2 separate regions of the Homo sapiens genome follow, and region 2 is linked to region 1. A link is a contact called in ENCODE Hi-C data. All regions are on one chromosome and are shown on one strand. Each heading gives the region's core, a stretch centred on a gene start or an enhancer-like site at or near the end of the contact. The rest is flanking DNA. Distances are from core to core; before and after follow the strand shown.

The links. A loop is a pair of places that touch in the nucleus more often than their neighbours do. Pooled maps may share reads with other maps.
Region 2: a map of CD8-positive, alpha-beta T cell shows a loop between it and region 1 (28-fold over the local background). The contact joins the promoter of DEXI here to the promoter of TMEM186 in region 1. A Hi-C loop is called at or near these places in 4 of 168 maps with a recorded cell type or tissue (B cell, CD4-positive, alpha-beta T cell and CD8-positive, alpha-beta T cell) and 15 of 50 pooled maps.

The regions. Positions count from the first base shown.
Region 1 is chr16:8,795,004-8,800,386 of GRCh38, reverse strand. It overlaps TMEM186 (transmembrane protein 186), which reads left to right and starts at 2,748. Exons shown (of 2, transcript NM_015421.4): 1 at 2,748-2,775; 2 at 3,797-5,207. The coding sequence starts at 2,773. The coding sequence ends at 4,435. It overlaps PMM2 (phosphomannomutase 2), which reads right to left and starts at 2,548. Exons shown (of 8, transcript NM_000303.3): 1 at 2,439-2,548. The coding sequence starts at 2,504. RefSeq lists a silencer at 860-909 and enhancers at 1,765-2,459, 2,772-2,821, 2,460-3,154.
Region 2 is chr16:10,939,977-10,945,359 of GRCh38, reverse strand. It overlaps DEXI (Dexi homolog), which reads left to right and starts at 2,892. Exons shown (of 2, transcript NM_014015.4): 1 at 2,892-3,791. The coding sequence starts at 3,355. The coding sequence ends at 3,642. CLEC16A (C-type lectin domain containing 16A) reads right to left here and starts at 796. Exons shown (of 24, transcript NM_015226.3): 1 at 563-796. The coding sequence starts at 642. It also overlaps a transcript of CIITA not described here. RefSeq lists enhancers at 724-783, 1,004-1,183 and a silencer at 2,753-3,302.

The DNA.
Region 1 (5,383 bases), core at 1,499-3,998:
CTGAATGTCTTTTTTTTTTTTTTTTTGACACGAAGTCGTGCTCTGTCACCCAGGCTGGAGTGCAATGGTGTGGTCTCGGCTCATTGCAACCTCCACTTCCTGGGTTCAAGCGATTCTCCTGTCTCAGCCTCCCAGGTAGCCAGGATTACAGGCGCCCGCCATCATGCTCGGCTAATCTTTTTGTATTTTTAGTAGAGACTGGGTTTCACCATGTTGGCAAGGCTGGTCTCGAACTCCTGACCTCAAGTGATCCACCCGCCTCAGCCTCCCCAAGTGCTGGGATTATAGGCATGAACTACCGTGCCCGGCTGAATATCTTTTTACTAGAAATTTAGAAAATACAAAAAACCATTTAATTCAACCTCAGTATATAAACACTTGGAGTTCAATGATTTTTCTTTAAAAAACTTTTTTAGAGTAATACATGAATGTGATTAAAATTGTACAGAAGGGTTTGTAATAGAGTGCAATCTTTTCTACTCTCACAGTGGAATCTGGACCTATTAGACAGAATCTAGAATTGGAGGAGTGGCCTTTAAAAGTCAGAACACGGTGGCTCACGCCTGTAATCCCAGCACTTTGGGAGGCCGAGGCGGGTGGATCACGAGGTCCAGAGATAGAGACCATCCTGGCCAACACAGTGAAACCCCATCTCTACTAAAAATACAAAAATTAGCCAGGCGTGGTGGTGCCTGCCTGTAGCACCAGCTACTTGGTTGCCTGAGGCAGGAGAATTGCTTGAACCTGGGAGGTGGAGGTTGCAGTGAACTGAGATTGGGCCACTACACTCCAGTCTGGTGACAGAGTGAGACTCTGTCTTAAAAAAAAAAAAAGAGTCAGAACTGTGAAAATCAGAAAATCAGAAGCACTTTCCTGAATGGCATACCCAGTGACTAGAACAGCTTCCACCTTAGCACAGATAGGAAATGGCAAACTTGACAGGAACCAATATCCTGAGGCCCAGAGACTTGTACCAGGTTGGCTGTGTGAAACTGAGGAGGTTAGTTCTTCACTGAGTGTGTTTCCTTATGTTTAAAACGGTAATAACAACTATCCTACCTGGGAAGAAAGATGGAGGAAGGTTGAGAGGGTTCAGTGATATGAAAAAGGGTGGCAATGTAAACCCTAGACCACTATGGCCCACAGACCACATTGGGCAGCTGTTTGTTTTTGTAATAAATAAATAAAATTTTATTGGTACACAGCCACTCTTATTTATATAGGGTTTATGGCTGGTTTTGCACTAAAGTTGAGTGGTTACTATAGACCACATAGTCAGCAAAGACAGAGAAGTATTTGCTATATGGCCCTTTACAAAAAATGAATTGGGGACCGGAGTTTTAGACCACTATGGGCTTTTAACAAACCCAAGTGTGTGATCACTGAATTTCAGAATCAGAAAAAGCCTTTGAAGAACTTGGGAGTTGAGCGTCATCACTAGGTAAATCAAACCTGTGGCTGAGAAGGGCAAAATGATACGTCTAAGGTCACACGCATTTGACCTGGACTTCTGGAGCACACCATTGTTACCACCAAGCGAAAACTATGAGGGGTGAGGGTAGAAGCTGAGGATAGTGAGACCATTGGGGTCCAGTCTCAAGTTGAAATGGCCAGTGTTCAGTGGCCAATTTCTGAAAAGGGGCCAGGAGAGCCTCACCTCAAGGCTGATCGTAACTGAAACTTATCTGTGCCTGTAGCAGCAAAATCTGAAAGTGGAAAGCAAGTTTCCAAGGGCCCAAAGAGGCTCTCAGCGGGCAGCCTGTAATAACCTAGGGCTCCTCCATCTCCCTAGTCCATTGCAGGGGCTGGAGATGGGTGTGGTGGAGGTGGCTACTATTTACTGAGGCCTAGTGTGTTGTGTCCAACATACTTTCAAGAACTTACACAATCTCATTTGATCCTCACAGACACCATATGGAACAGGTAACATCCCCATTTAAAGCTGTAGATGTTGAGGCTCAGAGAGGTTAATGACTCGCTGAAGGTCACACAGATGTCAAGAGGTGAAGATGAGACTCCACTAGGTCGGTTTGACCTGGAAACCTGTTTTTAATATCATGACTCACGGCACAGCCCATTGGTTACAGGATTGGGGCCGACACATAGCTGATAAGGGGGCCTGATCTTGGGTTGAAATCCTGGTCTATCAGTCCCGAGCACTAGCGGTGAGTCCAGATTACATTTTCCAACCTAGCACAAGTTTCCTGCTCTTAAGAGTTCTTCAGCCCCGTCTCATCTTTCCAAGCACCAGAGCTCTTCAAGAGCTGGTTAGGGCCTCCCTCTCATTCCTCCAGTGCACCCAGAATAGGGTTCAGCGCCGTGAGGACGTAGGCGGTCCTTAGCCACCCCTTGGCGCCTACCCTGGGTGGTCGATAGCCCCAACTGGGAACAGCACGGGCTCCGCGTCGGCTGCCAGCAGCCCGCCGGCCGCCACTTACCTGCCGCGGGGCGGTGAGGGTCCCATCCACGTCGAAGAGGCAGAGCGCTGGGCCAGGCGCTGCCATGTCCCCAGTTTCTAGCCGCACCTTACAAGACACGTTGGCACGAGGAACTCGGCCCGGAACTTCCGGGTTCGGCCGCTGAGTCGCAGGGCACGTCGGGAAGAGGAGGGGACTCCGTTCCCATAACGCCTGGGAGTAGCGGCAGCCACGATTCCTGGACCGCAACTCCCAGGGTGCAACGCAGATCACGCCCGCCTTGTACATTCGAGCATGCGCTCTTAGGGGTTCCGGGGGCCGGTGGGATTTACTTCCGGCAGCAGGTGGTGGGGCCATGGTAAGGAGGCGGGTGGCGAGCCTTGAGGGGGTGATGCTCTTTGGGGTCGGGGTCAGGGCTGGGGCGGGCAGGCCCGACGCTCGGGTTTCGGACTCCGAGGATCCGTGGGAGGAAGCTCTGGCGTGTGTTACAGTTCGCTTTTCCCGGGCTTTCTCTTGCCCTCCTTGGGTCACATGCGCACAGTAGTAGTAGCTAAAACTCGCCGAGCTCTCACAGTGCATTAGGTACTAAGTTGAGGACTCTGAAACCATCCTCTGGTTCACTGTGTTCTGAGTCCCCATTTTGAAAGGCGAAGAAACCGAATCTCAGGGGTGTGGAGTAATTTGCTCACAAATTACTGTTGGAGCCAGAATTGGAATAAGAGCTTTTACTGCTTCACTACCCACCTAGTAATACCCTTGTGCTACGTGTTGGGGCCTCCCTGCCTCGCTCCTTCTCCTTCTCCGCTGTTTCCCCTTCCCCAGACTAGGCTAAGAGAAAGCAGCAGTTCCCTCCAGCACCCAAGATAGCATATGAATCAAACAGAGAATTAGAAAGTTTATTGGAATAAATATCTCACAGATTTGTTGCTCGAGTTCCCCACTAAGACACTGATTATTTAGTTTCCTGCTTGGGGAAATGTTCACACCCCCTTGTGGATACATTGTCCAGCCCAGAGTTTGTCCTCCCTGGATATGTTTTGAATTAATGACGGCCGCACCTCCTTTCCTGTATTTATTTGGAATTGCCTGGTGGAAGGAGGACTCTGCTGCACTCACTGACTGTGTGATCTTTGGTAAATATCTTACCCTCTCTGGGCTTAGTTTCCCTAGTGGTAAAGTGGAAATAGTGATAACTATCTTAGATAGCTGTTGTGATGCCCACATGAGATAGCATCTGGCTTTACCCTTCCCTCGTCTGGCAATAACGGTTACCTTGCAGGATTGGCAGAAGCCTTAGAGTATGGTGCTTTGCAGATGTTCACCGTGTGATTAATGTGGTTGAGTTCCATGAGAGAAATGGTCTACTGTCTCCCTTTCAGGCTGCCCTTCTCCGAGCTGTGCGTAGGTTTCGGGGAAAAGCTGTGTGGGAAAGGCCTCTCCATGGGCTGTGGTGCTGCAGTGGGCAGGAGGATCCTAAGAGGTGGGTGGGCAGCAGTTCACCCATCTCGAAGGAGAAACTACCAAACGCAGAGACTGAGAAATTCTGGATGTTTTACCGTTTTGATGCCATCAGAACCTTCGGGTTCCTGTCACGACTGAAGTTGGCACAGACTGCCCTGACAGTGGTAGCTTTGCCACCAGGCTATTACTTGTACTCCCAGGGCCTCCTCACTCTCAACACCGTGTGCCTCATGAGTGGGATATCGGGCTTTGCCCTGACCATGCTGTGCTGGATGAGCTATTTCTTACGGAGACTGGTTGGTATCCTGTATCTGAATGAGTCTGGCACCATGCTGCGGGTGGCCCATCTGAACTTCTGGGGCTGGCGGCAGGACACATACTGTCCCATGGCAGATGTGATTCCCCTGACAGAAACCAAGGACCGGCCTCAGGAGATGTTTGTGCGTATCCAGCGGTACAGTGGGAAACAGACCTTCTACGTCACCCTGCGCTATGGACGCATCCTGGACAGAGAGCGTTTCACACAGGTGTTTGGGGTACATCAGATGCTCAAGTGAACAACTGGGACCTGGACCTCTGGGTAACCCTGGGTCGCCTGGATTAACAGGAAGGCTGAGGGTGTGGGCAAGGCTGAAGAAAGGGGACTGGGTACTTGGAGACTTTGCCTGGGCCCCTGGGAACATGTGTTTTGTGGTGAATAAATTCACAAGGCAAGAGCTGGTGTACAGGTTTAGGAAAAAGGCTCTAAGCAAGTTCTTACAGCACTTGTTTGTGACATTCAGTCAGATAATGGCCAGAAGTTTTTGTTAAGAGCCAGTTCTTAGAAGAACCTATGCCAAGGTCACCCATAGAGTCCATTGGTGTGAAAGAGAAAGGCAAAGAGGTGTGGCGGGGGAGCGTAAGATTTGGAGTCAGAAGTCTCAGTTCTGTCATTTGTCCTGGAGCAGGTTATTGAGTCTCTTTGAATCTTGGTTTTCACATCTGTAAAATGGAAAGTCCTGCTTGTTTCATGGGATGGGTGTGGGAATAAACAATAAATGTCAAACGTGTGGCAGACTCAACAGCCTACAGCAGATATTATTAAGCATTTGGTCAGAGGTTTTAGCAGGGAGAAAGGCTTCGAGCAGTCAGCAGGGACTTCCAGAGCCCTGTGCTGTGCCCCTCACATATCCAGCGGCAGAAGGGTCTGTCAGGATGTTAACTACACATTGACGAGCAGATGTCGTCCAGGTAGGCACGAAACCCCAGTTGAGATTTGTTCACCACCCAGAGGTCTAGAGGCTCTTGCTTTGGATGGCCCTGCAGTGTAATAAAGCCAAATGCACCGGATGCTGGTACGTTATTTTATAAACTTAAGCCAGTTATATACATTGCCCCACATAATTAATAATATATGTTCATTATACAATTTGTAACACAGTAAAGAGGAAGGAAGGCATGATCTTTATTATTTTGCCACTCGAAAGTCAATAAGAATGTTTTATCGCTGGGGGCGGTGGCTCACA
Region 2 (5,383 bases), core at 1,643-4,142, 2.1 Mb before region 1:
AATCTGTTCTTTTATAATAATTAATGCCGTTTAATGAGCAATTGTACGTGTTCTGAGCTTAACGTTCATTCTCTTATCCAACCAACTCTCAACACAATAGCAGGAAGCAGGTGCTGTCACTCTACTCTTTTTACAAGTGGGGAACCTGAGGCCTACATTCACACAGATAGATTCGGACCCAGATCTGCCCGACTCCAGGACCCAGGCCTTTGACCCTCTAAGCTGTTCAGTTTAAGAAGTACCCCGCCAGGAAACTTGGTGGACACCGTCAAGAACAAAGTCTGTGTCCATAAACTGAAATCGCATCCTCTCGCTTTACAGGTGGGGATACGGAGACTCTGAGAAATTAAGCGACTTGTCCAAGGTCACACAGCCAAGAGCGACGGGGTCAGGGTTCGAACCCAGGCGCCCTGACTCCCGAGCCCTCGCTCTTAACCACCACACGGGCTTCCCCGGGCGCCCTTCGCCGCCGCTCTCACGCCTCCTAGAGCCCCGACCCGGAGCTCGGCGCCCCGTCCCCCTGTCCAGCCCCGAGGCCTCCCGCTACGCCCCCCACACTCACTTGAGGTGGTCCAAGGAGTGGATGTTGCGGGAAGTCTTGCCATGGCCCCCGCCCACCCAGCTCCGCGAGCGGCCAAACATGTCGGCGGCCCCGACCCGTCTCTCGTCTCACGGTCTCATGCCGGACCAGCAGAGCGGCCCAGCGCCCGCGGCGGTAGCACAAGCGGAGGATGCGGCGGCGGAGGCGGTGGAGGAACCGCGAGCCGCCTTCCTCCCCGGCCCACAGCCCAGCACTGACATTCAGCCGGAACCGGCCGTTCGACCGCCGCGCTTTACGGCCGCCGCCGCGTGGGGCGCTGGGAAATGCAGTTCACCCGCGTGGCCTTCGGCGGCAGGACTCCGCGAACGGACTACAAGGCCCGGCATGCATCGTGCAACCGCGGGCCTACGGCCATCCACAAAAGGCGGGGCGAGAGGAGGAGCGACCGCAGAATCCTCCGGGTGGGCGGGAATTGGAAGCTTTGGGCGCAGTCCCGGAGAGGGAATCGGCGTAGATGGGTCAAGGAAAGTCACCACTGTAGTAACAATTACTAGATTTATAATAAGAATAAGAATAGTATTGGATGGTGTATACTATGCAAAGCCACTATCCTAAGGGCTTTACATATTAAGGTATTTAATTTTCACAACCATCCTATGAATTGGGTACTATTATCGAACCTATTTTATCATCAGGGAAACGGAGTCACTGAGAGGTTGACTTACCCAAGATCATGCAGTTAACAAGTGGCAAAACCAGGGTTCATAACCACGCACGCACCCTTATTTTTCATTCCCTTTATAAACCAAAACGGCACTAGATAACAACCTTATTTGTCCTGACAGCCTTTTTCTTTTTCCACTTCAATTAAGTGTGTGTGTGTGTGTGTGTGTGTGTGTGTGTGTGTGTGTGTGTGTGTGTGTGTGTTGGAAAAGGCTGGATGCAACAATGCACCAAACTGAACATTTTGTACTTCCAGAGGATTCCTCTGGTCTTCAGCCAGAATCCATGCTATTTCCCAAAGTACCACGTTAAAATGAAAAAGGAAACACCCAACTTTCTGCATGAGCCAGAATATATCTAACTTCTACCCTGGATTAGAAGTGGTAAGTTCAGTGTGGGCAAGACTTCTCAAGTTTACCATCCATTCATTCATTCAGTCACTTCTACATATCAACCTTATTAAAGGTCCACTGTGTCCCATTAACTCTGCTCAAGAAAGAACTGGGCCAGAGGCCAATGTTCTCCCCAGTGCCTAGCACAAGGTTTGGCACATAGCAGGTGTTTAACAAATATTGGTAGAGTGCATGAATGAGTAAAGGTTTGTTTCACCTTCAGCAGTTGGAGAAATGGATAAGAGTGGAGAGTTAATGGTTTGTCCTGTAATTCATATAGAGTGGGGCAAGACAAAGTCATGGAGCAAAAAAGAACAGGATCTGGCCTCCAAAGAAACACACCCAGGCTCAGAAATGTAGGATCCCTGGGCTCGTATTTTTCATCTGTAAAAAGTACGCACATACATACTACACTGCCTTGTATACCTCCGATTAAGCGATGCATGTAAAATACTCAGCTCAGTGTGGCCTGAGATTTAAAGGTTTCTTGAACTGCTTTGGAAGGCTCTTTGGGCGAGATCATGTTTTCCTGAAAGACATGCAACGGTTACCCAAGAGCAGGGGAACCAGTGGGTGGGAGAGACTCACTTTTCTGTGTACTTCACGGTTGTTTGAATGTTTAGCCATGTGTATTATTGCTTTTAAACATGATTCACAAAGTAAAAAGAAACAAAAAGCATCCTTATGGTTGAAGATCTGAACTACCTCGGAATCTCTTTATTCAGGTGTTCCTTAACTCTAGGATGCAGGTTCCGTAGTGGGCGGACCTTCCAGCAACCAGAGTTTGGAGAAGCGAAGGGGACACTGGTGGATCTCCACCATGAAAATTGGCGCTTTGGGAATGTCCAAAATTTCCAGGGCAACCGTCCGTCGCCCCTCCCCGACCCCGCCTCCTTTTAAAGGAGAAACGGAGTCCCAAAGAGGCATGCAGCAAGGTGCAGCGGTAGCCCGGGTTTCCTTCGGCTTTTGCGGCCTTAGCATTATGTCTAGGTTTGAACTGTGTTCAGTCTCTTTTACCTCCCCCTATTCGATACGCAGAGCGAATTCGATTTGAGATCTGAGGGCAGACCCGAACCAGGAAAGCAACTCAGACGCTAGGGCCCCGAGGGGCGGAGCGAAGCGGTACCCGCCCCCTGGCGGCCGGAGCCAATCAGCGCGGGCGTTGAGCCGGCCAATTAGCGCGTGCAGGGGGCGGCCTGCCAATGAGCTCGGGGCCCCTCGGGAGGCGGAGCTCCGAGCGCCACCGGGAGGGCTACGCGGCGGCCGCAGCCATGGGTGCTGGGCCTGCGGGGGCGCGGGGGGTGCGCGAGGACCTGCGGGGCGGGGCGGGAGAGAAGGCTGCCGGGACCGGCCCTAGACACTGAGCCGCGGTGGGATCCCCACCGGCTCTGCGAGGCCCTGCGAGCGCCAGGGAGGCGCCACGAGGGAGCCGGGCAGCCGCGGGCCACTTCAGGGGGGCCCGCCTCGCCGCCCGGGCGGTCGAGAGATCCTTGGGGGCACATCTCGGGGTGCGGTGACCCGCCCGGCGCATTTCGGGGGTCGGGGCGCAATTGCCAGGGGACATCTGGAGCCCGGCCCTGCTTCTGTCGGGCTCCAGGGTACCCCTGGATGGCTGCGCTGTGCCCTCGCCGGCCGCCCGGGCGCCGCAGCGGCTGAGTTCGCCGGGATCGCCGGGCCGCCGCCCTTGCCACCCGCTGCATGCTCGGCGCCCGGGTCGCGGCCCACCTGGACGCACTGGGCCCCCTGGTCCCCTACGTGCCGCCGCCGCTGCTGCCCTCTATGTTCTACGTGGGCCTGTTCTTCGTCAATGTGCTGATCCTGTACTACGCCTTCCTCATGGAGTACATCGTCCTCAACGTGGGCCTCGTCTTCCTGCCCGAGGACATGGACCAGGCGCTCGTGGACCTCGGCGTGCTCTCCGACCCCGGCTCGGGCCTTTACGATGCTGACTCGGAGCTCGACGTCTTTGATGCGTACTTGGAGTAGGGTCTCGACTGCTGTTCCCCTCTTCCCTACACGATCCGCAACCCATGCCCTGGACCAGCCGCCCAGATCATGCCGCCGCAGCTGGTTGGGGGCACCATCTGGACGGGGATGGTTCCCCAGGAGGAGACCCTCCCCTGCCTCCGAGGCCTGTAAGTGCCCTCTCTGAACAGGATGAGGGCGGGTTGGGGCGCTAGCAAGGGAGAGGGAGGAATTCCCAGGCCGGATACACACCCCTCCCTCAGGCTTCTCCTCCGTTCACCTCCTCCAGGTCTAACTGGATGCCAGGAATGGCCAGACTCCTCTTAAGCCCTTCGTTTGGGCTGGAAAGCTTCCTCCAGCAAAGGGGACAGCTGGTGAAAAGGAAGGAGACCCCGAGACTAAGTTACATTTGGGGTAGCTCTGTGACTTACCCCCAAAGCTTATGGAAAAAGCCTTCGCTCCCAAATCCATTTGAGGCAGAGCTGTCAGCTCCTCCTCCAGTCCTCATCCTGGCTTGATGATGACCTTGGCTTTTGGGGGATTCTCGCTTGTCCTAGAAGGATAAAGATTTAGGGGTGTCAGAAGACACAGGGAGCCAGGCACGAATCACCTTTGTACTGTGGCCCTTGGGGTAGCTGGGTGGGGATTAAGTGCAGGGGCTCTAGGCCAAAGCTGTGAGAGGAGAAATCGCAAGCAAAGAAGCCCGTACTTCCTTTTGGCCTTGGGTTTGCTGCTATTTTGGAGTCAGGTTTCAGGGTGCCCCAGCTCATCAGTTCTGCAGCTCAGAACTGCAGGGGCTGCCAGTTTTGTAGGCTCCCTTCACAGAACAGGCAGGCAGGGAGCTGGTGCCAGGGCTCGCTTTGTCTGCAGTGTTTGCAAGCGCTCAGGGGGCTCTTAGGTCCTCGGGAGAAGGCACCACAGGGTCATTGCACTGAGATGGTCAAGTCCTGTCTTTGGGGCTGTGACGAGGGAGCTTTGCATCCAGCATCCAGCCCACTGTGTATGTGAGAGGTAGGGAAATGAAGGTCCAGGAAGGAGTAAGACTTGGTCATAGTCACAAGGAAGAGAGGCAGCTAGACTCAATTAGAGAGAACACGTGAGCCAGACAAGCTGTCAGGCAGCTGCCAGGTCTGGTGAGGGTCACAGGGCAGGCAGGAACGCCTTGGCTCAGCCCCTGAGACTGGACAGTACTGGAGTGTCACTGGGCACAGGGTCTAAGTGGCAATGAAGAGGGGATGCTGAGATATGGTGGGCAAGGGCTCCTTTAGGAAAATGGACACTAATGCCATTCACCGCAAGCAGGCTGAGTCCACCCCTCTCCTGCATTACCTGGCTTTGCCAAGACAACCACAGGCAGAGGGTGTCTTAGTTCAGTCTGCTATAACAGAACACCATAGGCTGGGGGACTTAAACATTTATCTCTTACTGTTCTTATAAGGGCATTAATCCCACCCATGAAGGCTCTGCCTTCGTGACCTAATCACCTCCCTAAGGCCGCACCCCGCAATACCATCATTTGGGATCAGAGTTTCAACATATGAAGTTTGAGGAGACACAAACATTGAGTCTGTTGCAGATGGTGGTACAGGGTGGGGTAGGACCTACTGACAGCATAGCTGGCGGCAGAGGGCTCTCCTAATGGGTTCACAGTGAGATTTCTTTGAAGAAAAAGCTTCAGTTGAGCTCAGTAACATCTTAGCGAGAACCAAGTGCCAGGGGGAGTGTGTGCCAGGTGCTCTGCACACCTCCCCAGCCTGCCTGC